Regions from separate parts of the Homo sapiens genome. Here region 2 is linked to region 1. The links are chromatin contacts, found by Hi-C or POLR2A ChIA-PET in ENCODE. All regions are on one chromosome and are shown on one strand. The core of a region is the stretch at or near the end of the contact, and the rest is flanking DNA. Distances in the headings are between cores, read along the strand shown.

Region 1 (7,127 bases), core at 1,648-4,147:
AAAATTTATACCATCAAATGGCACCAAAAATCTATTTAATCATGAATAAATATGCCAGTTTTGTAGACTTGGTCTTCCATAAGTTAATTTATGACCACTGATGGAATAACTCAGATTAATTATTGAAGAAGTTACAAAGTTCTCTCCAATCTGATTGGCTATAACAACTGAAATAAACAATCAGTCTCCCAAAGGGTTTTATTTGTTGACATGGCTCTTAATTACAGTGATACATTCTTTGCAATTACTTGCATTATTTCATTACAAAGTGAATGCATCGCCTTTAAGAAAAACTAGTCTTGCCCTAGGCCTGGTGCTATTTACCTACCTAGGACTAATTCTCAGTAAAGACAAAGAGGCAGAGTTTAGGCTTTTAAAATTCCACTGCTTCTTTCACAAGCAGCCTTCTGGAAGTCATCACTGAAGCTGTGTTCCTCCAGGCTTTTTTTGTTTATTGTCTCTCAACTTAAGTAAAGTACTGAAGTTAGACAAGGTTCTACATTTTGGTATCCATCTCTGGGATAGGGAAAATGATTCAGAAAATCAGATAGCCGGGGTTTGAAACAGGGCTGAAAATTTTAGAAACTGTGATTTTGCCATGTGAGCCGCAGTATCCTTATTGTGAAATGGTGAATAATGACTTTTTCCTTGTAGAGCTGTTACAGAATGCAATTAGATAATGTTTGTAAAGCACTTAAACTGTCTTTTGGCACAGGGAAAGCATTCAATAACCTCTATTTAATAAATTCCAGCAATACCTTTCCTAGTAGCGTCAAATTTGTTAGGTTTACATTAAAAAAACACAGACTATGCAAAATTTTATTTGTATGTCTAATTTTTGAGAGGAAGTGGTGGTTTTCATTAGATCTTGAAAGATTTCTGTCTAAACAGTAGTTAAGTGTAGAACCAAGGAAAAAAACTGGAAGTTAAAAACTCATCTATGACCACTTGTCTGTAAATAAACATTAAGTACAAAGATCATGTTGATTCTCAAAGAACTCCAAGCAGATTTGCCACTGCAGTTTCCCACCAGGAGGTCAGGGTATTGAGGAATGCATGCTAATACCCACCTTTTTATCTAGGAAAAGACAACTAACTATCGAAGAGGCAGTTACCACCCATTTTTTCCCTATTCAAGTTTTAGAATCAGTCAAATCTAGATTTAAATACAAACTAAGTGACTTTAAGTAATTTAACTTCTTTGACTATCAGTTTCATCAAGTATAATATGGGGATAAGAATACCTACCACATCATCTGTTGTGAAGATTCAATAAAATAATATATACATAAAATACGTGGCACTGGGGGGGTCGCGGTGGCTCATGCCTGTAATCCCAGCACTTTGGGAGGCCGAGGCGTGTGGATCACTTGAGGTCAGGAGTTTGAGACCAGCCTGACCAACATGGTGAAACCCTGTATCTACAAAAAATACAAAATCAGCTGGGCATGGTGGTGCACGCCTGTAATCCCAGCTACTTGGGAGGATGAGGCAGGAGAATCACTTGAACTCGGGAGGCGGAGGTTGCAGTGAGCGGAGATCACACTCCAGCCTGGGCAAGAAAAGCGAAACTCCGTCTCAAAAAAAAAAAAAAAAGTGATACGGAGCCTGACCTATTTAGTTTCAATTTTTGTTGTTGTGGTTGCCATTATTCTCATCAACTCCTCCCTGTTACACTCTCCATTTGGGAAGATAACCTGCAACGTTATTAGTAGACAAAAAGTGAGGAATAAAGATTTCTGTAATTCCTTTGATGCTCCTGGGAAGGAACTGAACACAGGGATCCCTGGACAAGGGAAATGGAACTTATAGCTAAGATGCTGTGGATAAAGCTGGCTTTACAAATAATCAGAATAGATGACTCCAATGTCATGTTCTTTGAGGGGTCCTGGAAAGGACCACCCAGCCCTCTAAATTGCTTTCACTGCCATCCTGCCTGAAATTCCATCTTTAGAAACACTGTAATTCCTCTGGATCACTAAGAGCTCCTGAGTGGGTACCAGGACTCCTGAGAGGTCCACCATCTCTCTTTATTGGAACCCCCTCCCCAGAGTACCAGTTCCTCCACAGGGGAACGAGACTGAGCCACTTACAGCTCCTGCCTTGAAGACTGGGAAGGGAGGGTGGGGGTGAGGGTGGGAGAACTCAGGGTTCCTGGCGAGGAACAAAAGCCGGGAAGGAGAGTTCTCCAAAACGCAGAGGAAAGCGGAGGGGGAAAAATGGGGCAGAAAGTGGAGCTAGAAAGAGAGGTAAGAAGAAAGCCAGAGAGACTTCTTCCTTCTGCAAATCGGTCTAAGTTTCGGGAGGTGGGATTGGGGGAGGAGGGGGTTCACCCTGGGGCCAGGCCAGGGCTGGGTGGAGGAGGCGGCCTTCGAGAGAGTGAGTCGGGAAAGAAGGGGAGTGGGCAAAGGGTGAGATGTGGGGTCCCGGTCCCCGCCTCGCTGGCTGCCAGTTCCCTCTGCGTTTCCTAGTCCGCGTGCGTGACACGAGATAGTGCAGCCCTGGCATGGGGCTTGGCATCTGGCGGCCGCGAGATAACCAGGGCCCGTGCGATGGGAAACGTGCCGTTGGCAGCCCGCCACCCCTCCATCGTGACCTCAGTCTGCCAAACAGGGTTCGTGATGCTCAGTTTACTAGGGAGGAGCCGCGGCTTTGAGATCTCGCCCAGCCCGAAGCAGCGGAGACTGGCCAGGAGCCCGGCTGTCAGACCTCGGAGCGCACGCTGCGGGCGGGGGCTCGGTCCACGGGGGAGGGTCAGGGGACGCGGGACTCACCCTTGAAGGAGTCGGGGAGCCGCTGGGCTTCGGAGTCCCGTGTGTGCCGCTTCTCGGCCATGCTGCCCGAGACGCAGTCGCACTCCCCCGTCCTCGTTGCCAAACCCGGAGCCGCCGGGAATGCCCTGAGGAGCCAGAGGCACAAGACCCAGATTGCCGCCCCGCCCCCAATCGAGGTCCCGCCCTCGTGAGAGTTGGCCAATCAACGCCCAGGATCGAGGAGGACCCACCTCCCAATCCCCGCCCTCCTGTCCCTCCACGGCGCGACTGCTTCGCAGTCACTTCCCGCTAGTTCTGTGGGCTGAGGGGCGTGGCCTGAGGGGCGTGGCCTGAGGGGCGAGAGCCCCCAAGGCTGTGGGTATGAGGCCGGGGCCCTGCACCGGAAGGGAGGGCGGAAGCCACGGGACGTGGAGCAGATGGTGAGGATAGTGGGGAGGTAGCAGCAGAGGATGACCCGAGGCAAAAGTGCAAGTGAAGAAAAGTCGCCTTGCCGGGCAGAGGTACGGGACCAAGGCGCCTCCTCTGGGCTGAGGAGTTAGAGGGAAGAAAATGGCGCCCTGTCATGAGGGCGCGAGGTCCGAGTTGAGGGGAGAAGACTGAGGGACACAGAAGTGGCCGAAGTGAGGGCGCTGAGGTCAGCCTGAGCTGAGAGGGCCGGCAGATCACGCCGCAGCCGAAGTGAACGAACTCGAGTGAGGTGTGTTAAGAAAATCAAAATGTATAAATTTGGAAAAGGAGAGGAGGCCGGGCGCGGTGGCTCACGCCTGTAATCCCAGCACGTTGGAAGGCCGAGGCGGGTAGATCATCTGAGGTTAGAAGTTCGAGACCAGCTTGGCCAACATGGTGAAACCCCGTCTCTGCTAAAAATACAAAAATTAGCCGGGCGTGTGGCGCGCGCCTGTAATCCCAGCTACTTGGGAGGCTGAGGCAGGAGAATCGCTTGAACTTGGGAGGCAGAGGTTGCAGTGAGCCGAGATGGCCTGGGTGACAGAGCGAGACTCCGTCTCAAAAAAACAAAACAAAAAACAAAAAAACAGGAGAGGAGACTTTATTTCTTGTAAGGGGTTACAGCCTGCAAGGTGGCCATTCCGCAGGCTGGAGAATGGCCAGGACCAGAGACAGGCATTTCGTTGGAGGAGGGGTTGGAGTAGCGGCTTTATGCTGAACAGCTTGGGTAGACATGCATATTCAGCAGGTGACAGGAGGAGCTATGAATATTCATGAGGGTGGTCCTGACGCATGCCCATTGAGCAAACATGCATGTAACATACAACCCATGTTCATTTTGGAGTGAAGAGTTACCAATTAAATGTTAAATGCCTGGCCTGCATGGTGACGTCCCCATCTCTACAAAAAGTAAAAAAAAAATAGCCAGGTGGGGTGGTGTGTGCTTGCGGTCCCAACTAGTCAGGAGGCTGGGGCAGGAGGATCACTTGAGCCCAAGAGTTGGAGGCTGCAGTGATGTATGATCAGATCACTGCACTCCAGCCTGATGGACTCTAAAAAATAATAACAATACATGTATTACAGTTAGACCCCATGCGTCAAAAGGTCTTTTCAGGACAGGAAGGTGTGCAAGTATGCAGTCTGTGTAAACTAGCCAGAGCCAGTCCATGGTCGGTAGTTTTCCTATGAGGAGAAAGTTACTGAAATCAGCCTCTTGTCCAATTAAAGCTGTAATGATGGCTGGTGGAATAGGGGTTCCATTAGGCCACATCTGGTGGAGCTGCAAATTGTTTTAATATTGCTTATCTCGAGGCCAGTGCTTGTTAAGCTGCTAGAGAAAGAGAACAACCTTGTGGCAGTTAGAACACAGTTTATTCTCTAAGTGAAGGGATGTGTGCCTTAACCTTTGCCTGGCATGACCTTAGGTATAATTTGTTTATAATTTGGTATCTTATTGTCACAAACAGTCTGTTCTGTCAGTCTTATGATCTGTGTTTTAACGTTAATGCTGGTCAGCTGTTGTGTCTAAACTCCAATACGATGAAGTTATAATGAGGCGAGTCTGACCTTCTGTCCTGTCATTGGCTGGGAACTCAGTTTTAAAGTTTTCTGGAGTCCCCTTGGCCACAAGGGAGTCCATTCAGTCGGTGGGGTCATTTATTCAAACAAAATCTTCTTGGAGCATCTTCCATGTGGCAGGGAGTGTGCTAAGGGCCTCGTGGAGTTTACCTTATACTCTAGTTGGGAGATGGGCCACAAACAAGTAATTGAATCATTACACATGGTGAAGGAAGCTGTGAAAGGAGTGGAATATTCGGAGAACAGCAAAGGTTAGGACAGGGGAACACCTCTGTAAGGAAGGGGCTTTGAGATGTCGCCTGAGAAATGAGAAGGAGCCAGCCTGGGGAAGGGGAATAAGCGGTGCAGGAGGTGGGAAAGGGTATCCCAGGTAGAGGGAAAAGCATGTGCAAGGGCATTCCCAACCTCAGGCCTTCTCTTGGGGTGTGGCTGAAGACCTCATATTTGGAAAGTAGGCTGTGTTTGCATTAGACTTGTTCTATTGCACAATGTTCAAAGTATGTTAATGTACACAAGGTGCACTTATAAAAACATTCGATTTTGAAATAAGTACAGATTCACAGGAATTTGCAACAACAGTACAGAGAGGTCACATGTCCCCTTTACCCAGTTTCCCCCAATAGTTACGTCTTACTTAACTAGAGTATCAAAACCAGGAAATTGACAGTGGCACAAAATGTATTTATAGTTCTGTGCCATTTTAACATGTGTAGATTGATATAACCACAGTAATTGATACAGAACTATTCCATTACCACAAAGATCTCCCTCAGGAGGAGCACTTCTTTCTTAATGTGCTCAATATTTGGCTGTGTACTACCCAACACCTTGTGGTGCTTAGGTCATATGAAATGGTAGACTTTCTCTCTGATTTTACAGCTCTGGAGCTTTGTGACTATCAGGACGGAAACGGGAGCAGACACAACAGGTGTTAAGAGAGGCATTAAGATGATCTTTGCTTGCAGGAACAGGCTCCAGTGTGTGATCAAAACCTGACTCAGAGCTTGCAGTTGACTTTTAGTCAAATACTGGCCAAGAACTGTTTGTATTCCTGGGATGGAGTGCAGCTTGTGCAGTCACTTTGTTAGCCTTCTGGAGAAGATAAGGAGGGGAGTACAGTAATTTAATGATCCCTTCTCTCTAAATCATCCTTGAGAAAGTCCATAGCTTCATTTTTCCATTCTGTAACGAATAAGCCCTGGAGACATAAACTTCCCGTTTATCCTGTCATTCCCAGGAAAGAGGAGCAAATACACAAGAAACTAATTAAACCCTTCGGTAGAGGAGGCCTTGATTACAAATTGCATATTGTGAAAAAGGATTTAGGTTTCATTTTTGTTGGAAAGGAAAATGGTATTTCAAAATGAATTTAATATGTGTACCCCTATCAGTTACCTAAGCCCAAGTCTCAAGACAATCTTAACAGTGTAGTGTCCCTTCTGGAGAATTAGAAGTGTCTCCCTTTGGGGTAAAGACTTTGGTAAACACTTCTTGGCTCTGGTTTCAGATTGCATCAGTTCTAAAACTAATTCCTGGCCCTAAACTAAGAACAAGCTTTGACTTGATTTTTAAACTGCTTTTAGAATAGAGTTTCCAATTTTTTATTTAAATATGCTTACTCTCACTTGCCCATGAAATTGGTGTATTCTGGCTTTCTCGTGCATATTCTGTTATAAATGTATTGATTAAATGTACTTTAAAAATCAATTTCTCACTCTTAAGATTAGAAAAAAACAAATATTAGTACATCCCTTTCTCCTTTTGGAGGATTTTTAATCTTAAATTTTCTCCCAGTAATGATTAGAAGTTAGAATGATTTTTTTTAAAGAACCTTATGGCCAGGCGCAGTGGCTCATGCCTGTATCCCAGAACTTTGGGAGGCTGAGGTAGGCAGATCACTTGAGGTCAGGAGTTTGAGACCAGCCTGGGCAACATGGTAAAACCCCGCCTCTACTGAAAATACAAAAAATTAGCCGGGCATGGTGGCGCATGCTTGTAATCCCAGCTACTTGGGAGGCTGAGGCAGGAGAATTGCTTGAACCCGGGAGGCGGAGGTTGCAGTGAGCGGAGATCATGCCACTGCACTCCAGCTTAGGCAACAGAGTGAGATTCCATCTCAAAAAATAAAATAAAATAAATAAATAAATAACATTATGCTTTTTAAATGGAGACATATAAAATTGTGAGTACTTTGAAGAGAGAATTTCTTATCACCTCTAACAAAACTGCTATTACAATTTTGGTGAATTTTTCCTCTAGTTGTTATTTGAAGGATACTTATATATAGTTTGAAAATCAGAGTAGATGTTCCATATTTCCTTTATTTTT
Region 2 (7,127 bases), core at 3,959-6,458, 440 kb before region 1:
CACAGCCGATCCACCAAGAGCCAAACAGTGAGGCTCAGGGAGTTACTCCACGGAGCAGCATATCATATTAACTCTTACCACGTTGCAGAGTGTAAAGTTCCAAGAACATGCATTTGGTCCTTACTCTTACTCTCTGAGGGCCTGCCGATGGAGAGGTTGCTGAGAAGCAGATGGGAGAGTGCTCAAAACCAGCTCTGGGTGGGACAGGAAATTCCCCTGAACTCTCTGAATGAGAGGGACCAGCTCAGAGAAAGGAGAAGGAGGTGTGGACACTCGCCTGCCTCTGGTCCAGCGGTAGGGGGATAGCTGCCCTGCCAGCACTGCTATCACGGTCTGGACATCACAGATCCTGGAAAGGCCTTGCAGAGCTGACTTAATATCCTCATTTTACAGATACAGAAACAGGGCCTGGGAATTGCTGCTAGCCAAGCAGAGAATTATGCAGAACCACCCCTGGACATCAGGCTCCTGATCCCTGGGCCACAGTTTGCTGCAAGAAGAGGGCTTTGGCTGAAAGGAGCCAGGCACTTCCCAGTGGAGGTAGAGAGGGCGGCTGAGCAACGAGACTCCTCTGCAGGTCTCAGGGCCCCGTGTGTAAACAAGAGGATTTGATTTTGAGCAGTGACTCCTGCCTGTTTGGATTCGTGGACCAATACGAGTGTGTTTTTTTTTAAATTGAGAGATTAACAAAGAGATTGTCATCTTTTTAATTTTACTTAGCAAAGGCTTTGCCAAAAACTATCATCTACGATTACATCCTTTCATTTATATAAAGACATGCATAGGACAGACGCAATCTCAGAGTAAAAGTTTGGTTTTATAAATGGAAAGAATTTAGTTTACATAAACTGATTTATAGAATTGCCTTATTTTTATCATTTTGTCATGAGCTGGTGGGAATGGATCAGTTCTGGATAGCATGTGGGAACCTCTGAGCAGGACATGTAACCTATGAGGGTCCTTCCAGCTTGGGAGGGCCAGGGTTCTAAATTGTAGCTCCTGAAAATGTCTCTCTGGCCTATCACACTTCCAAATGTGTCTCTTATTCCTAGAAGCACCGTTTGACAGAGCTCAGGACGTGAGCTGATAATGGTCTCTCCCCACCTAAAGGCAAACAGAGGCAGACAGAACCATCTAGATGAGGAGTTTGCTAACCTTTTTTATGTAAAGGGGTGGATAGTAAATATTTTGGGCTATGAAGTCTTTGTTGCAAGTACTCAATTTTATATAATTTTCATGTGTCCCAAAATATCTTTTTTTGTTTTTTTGAGACAGGGTCTCATTCTGCTACCCAGGCTGGAGTGTAGTGGCACGATCATGGTTCACTGCAGCCTCGACCTCCCCAGGCTCAGGCGACTCTCCTACCTCAGCCTCCAGACTAACTGGGACTACAGGCATGTGCCACCATGCCAGGTTAGTTTTTATATTTTTTGTAAACATGTGGTTTCATCATGTTGCCCAGGCTAGTATCAAACTCCTGGGCTCAAGCTCTCCGCCCACCTCGGCCTCCCAAAGTGTTAGAATTACAGGCATGTAATTCTATGTAATTTGAATTCTAACACTTCAGAATTACAGGCATGTTTGTCATTTACCAAGGGGTTTATATTTGTTATTATAAGAACTTTTTTGATTATTATTGATTGGGGCTCATAACAATTCTGTGATGCAGAAAACAGTTTTACAGACAAGCAAGCTGTGGCTTGAGAACATTAGCAGTGCAGCAGGCCACACAGTGAGAGAGTGGCCTCACAGCCTCGAGAATTACAGGTCATTATGCATGGCCTATCATTCTTCTGATTTTTTCAACCATTTGAAAATATAAAAACCACTCTTAGCTCGTTGCTTAGGTGGTGGGCCAGAATGTGGCCCATGAACCGTAGTTTGTGGACCCCTGGTCTGGACTGTTCTCACTCTAAGTCTATTGCCAGGTAGCTTTAGGCAAGACACTTCACCACTGTGAACATCAGTCTCCTTATTCCTTATAAAGCAAATTCAGTCTGGACTCAGGACTAGTTGGGAGGTGCCTGCCAGGGGTGGAGTGGGCAGCTGTCTACTTGGCTTCAACCTGGAAAAATCAAGACAACGGACAAATGCCTTTCTGTGATGTGCCAACGTACCTTCTCCTGAGTTCGAAGACGGCTTCCTGGGCTTATAGACTGGAGGTCTTCCCCTCTGCATTTGGGGCAGATCTGATCCTCGCCATTCCTGGGGAAACATGGACAAAGCCTTGGAGAGAGGCACTACAGCTCCCTGCACCATCCACTCTCCTGACAGCTCCAGAAGCCTCAACTATCAGCAGGGTGGTGATCATGTACGTCCACAATCCCAGAGCCACAGTTCCTAAATCGCAAAACTGCCGAGTATCCCACATTTTTTGGTAGTTTGCAGTGAGCTTCCTGGGCTGCCAAACCTGCCGTGACTGCACTGACCGGAAGCTATTATAGCCCTTACTTGCCCCACTTAGTGTGAATATATACATGTTTCATTGCAGAAACATTAATGTGCTTGATTACAGGGCACTGCCGCATTCCCTGCCACAATTACATGATGCCCTGATTTGCTTTTCTAAAAAAAATTCTGAATTACAAAACACATCTGATCTCAGGGGTTTAGGCAAAAGATTGCTGACATGTGACTATATTTGCTCTTCTCATTTGGTCCTCCATTTGGTTTTGGTCTTATATGTTTAGTAATTACAGAGGATCATGGCCTATTAGAACAAGAAAGGGCCTCAGAGAACATCTGTCCTAGAGGTTCTTAATCAGGAATGGGTGTCAGATTCTAATGGGTAACACCTGGGTACCCGTGGGTTTTTTGTCTGTTTTTTGGGGGTTTTTCTTTTTTTGAGACAGGGTCTTACTCTGTAGCCCAGGCTGGAGTGCAGTGGTGCGATCTCAGCTCACTGCAACCTCTGCCTCCCAGGTTCAAGTGATTCTCATGCCTTAGCCTCCCAAGTAGCTGGGATTACAGGTGCACACCACCACACCCAGCTAATTCTTGTATTTTTAGTAGAGATGAGGTTTCACCTTGTTGGCCAGGCTGGTCTCAAACTCCTGACCTCAAGTGATCCTCCTGCCTCGGCCTGCCAAAGTGCTGGGATTACAGGCATGAGCCACTGCGCCTGGCCAGCAACTGTGTTTTTACAAAGCTCCTGGTGTCTCTGACCTGCTACCGCTACCGAGATAGTCTATTTTACAAGTGAGGGAATGAGGCCCCAGAGGGCATGTGGATTGGTCAAGGTAGAGTGAGTCAGGAGCAGAGCTGAGTAGAAGCTCTTCAGGACTTAGGCCTCAGGCCTCAGCCCTCCAACTTCCAATCAGCTCCCTCCTCTGCCAGGTTTTGGAAGGAGGGAGAGGGGAAACCAGGAGACCCACTACCAGAGCCTGAGCTGAACCCTGACAATCCGCTTGATGGTAAAACCAGTGAACCTCTGCTCCTCCACCTCCTGGCTGGCCTTTCCACGGCCACAGCCTCTCCTCGCTATTCTCACAGCCTCCTCCTTTGTCGTCATGTTTGAACTTCTCACTTGCCTGATTCAGCTTTGCCACCTTCTTAAGCTGTAAAACCGCAAACAAAAGGTCATCACATGAGATAGTTTAAGGGCATATTTGCCAGGAAACTGACCAAAGCTGACCTAATCTGTTAGGCCTCAGTGTTCTCATTTGTAAAATAGGATCATAATAGTATCCACCCCTCTAAGTTGTGCTGAGGACCCAAGGGCAGAGCATTTGGCACACAGTAGGTGCATAATTGCTTAAAGAGGGATGTCCACAATAGTACTGATATCATGCCTTTCTGGGTTGTTAATATTTTAAGTATCATTAAATACACAAATATATATCGATCTCTTTGTCCCCTCCAAAAGGGTTCCCAGCAAACGGTCTGAGGTGATGAGCAATGCTGTGGAAGGAGAGATATTCGTCTAACAGTTTGTCATTCACCAAGAGGTTTATATTTGTTATTATAAGGACTTTTGTGATTATTATTCATTGGGCTTCATTAACAATTCTATGACACAGAAAACAGCTTTACAGACAAGCGAGCTGCGGCTTAGGGACATTAGCAGAGCACCAGACCACACAGTGAGACAGTGGCCTCACAGCCTCGAGGCTCTCCTCGGTGTGGATGGCTTTCCCCTGTGGGAGCTGATGCCTTTCTGTGGCTTCCTCTCCTTCCACCACAGCCAGAGGGGCAGTGTCAGGGAGTGTGAGAAAAGGGTGTGGAAACTGAGGCCCAGAGAAGAAAAGTCACCGCCTGAAGTCACAGGCTCCTCTGCCCCTCACCTCCCATCAGGGGTCCCTCCCTGGCACCCACTTTCTGCCCACCCTCCGCTCCTCCATCACCTCACCTCGGGTTCTCAGAGAGACAGCCTGCACAGCAGAGAGCCCTGGGCTCCTTTGGGTCCTGGCAGACGGTGGGAGGGCACCCAAAGGGAAACTCATTCTCATCAGGGGCCGGGCGAGGACTGCTGCCTGAGCTGGAGGCCATCTCAGGGTTCCAGGCTGGCCAGAGGGCCTGTTTAAGTTGCTCCAGGGCAGGGGACCAGCCTTGTGGAGTCCTGGCCTGGGCCTCACTCTCTGGTGAGTAGGAGCTCTGATGACTTTATCTTCTTCTCTCTGGCTTGTGTGGTTCAACGTCACAGCTGAGTCACAGCAGGGATGGAGCAGGAATTACCCTTTGTGGCGATAAAAATCCCCTGGATGGTGACTGAAGGCTTTAGGAGTGTCCAGTCATTTTTTTTTTTTTTTAGAGTGAGAAAAAGCAAGAGAGCAAGTCAGAGAAAATGACCCGTGTCACAGACTCTCAGAAAGCACAGTGAGAGTTCCCCTGGTTGAGAATCGCAGGCTGCCGCTGGCTTCCCCCACTTCCCTGGGCACATCGGAGGAGGGGGCCACAGCTGGTCCCTGGTCTGTGTTCCCTGGCACCTCTGAGCAGCCTGGAATTCTCAGTGGGGGTGCTCACCTTCCTGGTGGAAATCCCCAGGGTGTTGGAGACAGGTCCAAAATTTCAAGTTCTAGGCGCTTTTGCTCTGCTCTGTTTGGAGTGTCTGGGTGACCTCAAGGAGAAGTCACTTCCTCACAGTGGGTTCTGATGACTCCATCTGTAAAAAAGAAGTTGCAACAGGTGGCCTCTGGGCTGTAAGATTCTGGGACCCTATCTTGCCTGGGACTGAGGCAACCAGAAGGAGCAGGAAAGCCCTGATGAAATCCAAGGCCTAGGACCACAGACTCCTCAGGGCCCTCCCCACACCACCCCACTCAGGAAGTCATAGGTGGCTACATGCTCCGGTCAGGTGCCACCACTTTACTGCCTCAAGGAGAACAAAGCGCTAAACAAATGCAAGATCACAGCAGCTGGTCTCAGCATCCAAGTGGGATGTAGATCCACATTTGCAGGAAAAGTGCACTGGGGAAACGATGGCTCCCAGAATGTGTACTGTGTGCTGGGCAACAGTTTCCCTCCAAATCCTTACAGCAACCTGCAAGGAATTCTTCTGCAGCTGTATATAGGGTCAGAGAAGCAAGATGCCTGGTCCAAAGGCACACAGCCTCTGGTAGTGGAGTGGGATTCACACCAGGGCTGTGGGGCCCCAAGCTCTGTGTGCTTGGGATGGAGATCAGAGTACCCAGCTCTTGTCTCATCTATCAAATGGAGAAGACAATCCCTACACATCTTTCCATCCTGCTTGGCTGCTACAGAGGTTTTGCAAACTTTCACAGTGGTTTCAGATCATGGGTTTTGAGGTCAGACAGAGCTGAGTTGAAATCCTGGGTCCACTGCTTACTAACTGTGGGCCCTGGGACAAAGTCCTTAACTTCCCTGAAACTCAGATTCTGCATCTGTAAAATGGGACAATAATACCTATTTCACCCATTTGTTGTGATGACTAAATGAGATAGTGGGTCAAAGTGTGGTGTGTAACCCAAGTGAAGTACTTGAATGACATTTGGCTCAGATGGTGACTACAGGCCTTCCAGCTCCTCAGAGAAAAGGATTAAAGTGGTGCATTATGCTTATACTGTGCTTTCACGTCTATCTACTGGAGCCTCAACAGGTGGGCAGGGCAGGTCATCTGGCCTGAGATACATTAAACTGCCCACCTGCCCTGGTGTAACACCAGGGCTGCCACAGGCTGGTGGCAAAGACAGCACGGCATCTTACCGCCACAATGTACATCAGGACCTCCACCCCCATAACAAACGACCTCCAGGCCTGCATCAAGACTATCAGAAGACACTCCCTTTTAACTGTGTACCCCATACCTGCAAGCTTTCCTGCAGCCAGCCCTACCTGTTCCCTCCTTCCCCTGGTTTGGGATAAAACAGGCACCCAAGACTTCTCTCCCCATCTGTGGGTCCCTTCTCTCCCCTCCGGCCTCAATACCACCCTCTCTACCTGCTCATTCCCACGGACATCAAAACGTGCGCAACCTGCTCTAATAAGAAAAGGGAAAAATAGTACTACTTTTGGGTACCGTCTTACGTAATTTTACAGACATCATCTCATCTAATTTTCACTCTGTGAAGCAGGTATTGCCATCATCATCCCCACCTTACAGATGAGAAAACTGAGGCACAGAGAGGCTAAGCGACTTGTTCAAGGTCTCACAGCTAGTGAGTGGGGACCCCTGAACCCAGAGCCAGTCCTGTAACCACGCACGCTTTTAAAACACTCTTTATTCTCGTCTCCAATTTCTACATCTACTCTCGCCTCACCTAACGGTAGAACTTCTAGAAAAGATTGTCTATACAGGCACTTGGATCTCCAGGGAATCATCTCTCCAAGTGTATACGCATGTCGGGGACGCCAAATGCCCTGGGCCCGCCCCAGTTTCTATCCAACCAGCCCTCCTGCCAGCACCTGACCCGGCTCTCAGCCCTTCCTTCCGGAATCCCTTCCTTTCCCCGGCTTCCCGCATCCTCTGCGGGGAATTCCCCCCGCGTCTCTGGTGGCTCCTTATCCGTCTCCTTGACCCCTTTCTCTTCTACACTGGGCCTCCATCGGCTCCATCCACGAGGAGTCTCTCTGCGCCGCGTGTCCCCATCTCCCACTCGTCCTTTGGGGCGCCCCTGCACCAGACCCCACTCCCACGGGAAGTCTCCGTGGGCCGCCCCATGATGAGGCTG

Evidence for each region. Hi-C counts contacts between places; a loop is a spot of excess contacts on that map. ChIA-PET counts read pairs that join two places held with the same protein, here RNA polymerase II (POLR2A). Pooled maps may share reads with other maps.
Region 2: a pooled map shows a loop between it and region 1 (3-fold over the local background). The contact joins the promoter of TRAF1 here to the promoter of STOM in region 1. A Hi-C loop is called at or near these places in 1 of 37 single-sample maps with no recorded cell type and 9 of 50 pooled maps. POLR2A ChIA-PET finds 5 or more read pairs at or near these places in 2 of 52 experiments (GM12878 and activated T-cell).

Annotation. Positions count from the first base shown.
Region 1 is chr9:121,367,353-121,374,479 of GRCh38, forward strand. STOM (stomatin) reads right to left here and starts at 2,898. Exons shown (of 7, transcript NM_004099.6): 1 at 2,775-2,898. The coding sequence starts at 2,835. It overlaps LOC102723324 (a long non-coding RNA gene), which reads left to right and starts at 2,541. Exons shown (of 7, transcript NR_187160.1): 1 at 2,541-2,614. RefSeq lists enhancers at 2,903-3,863, 3,323-3,412.
Region 2 is chr9:120,921,588-120,928,714 of GRCh38, forward strand. TRAF1 (TNF receptor associated factor 1) reads right to left here and starts at 5,209. Exons shown (of 8, transcript NM_005658.5): 1 at 4,963-5,209; 2 at 4,349-4,714; 3 at 2,118-2,205. The coding sequence starts at 4,488. RefSeq lists enhancers at 3,838-4,361, 3,958-4,027, 4,488-4,827, 5,168-5,487.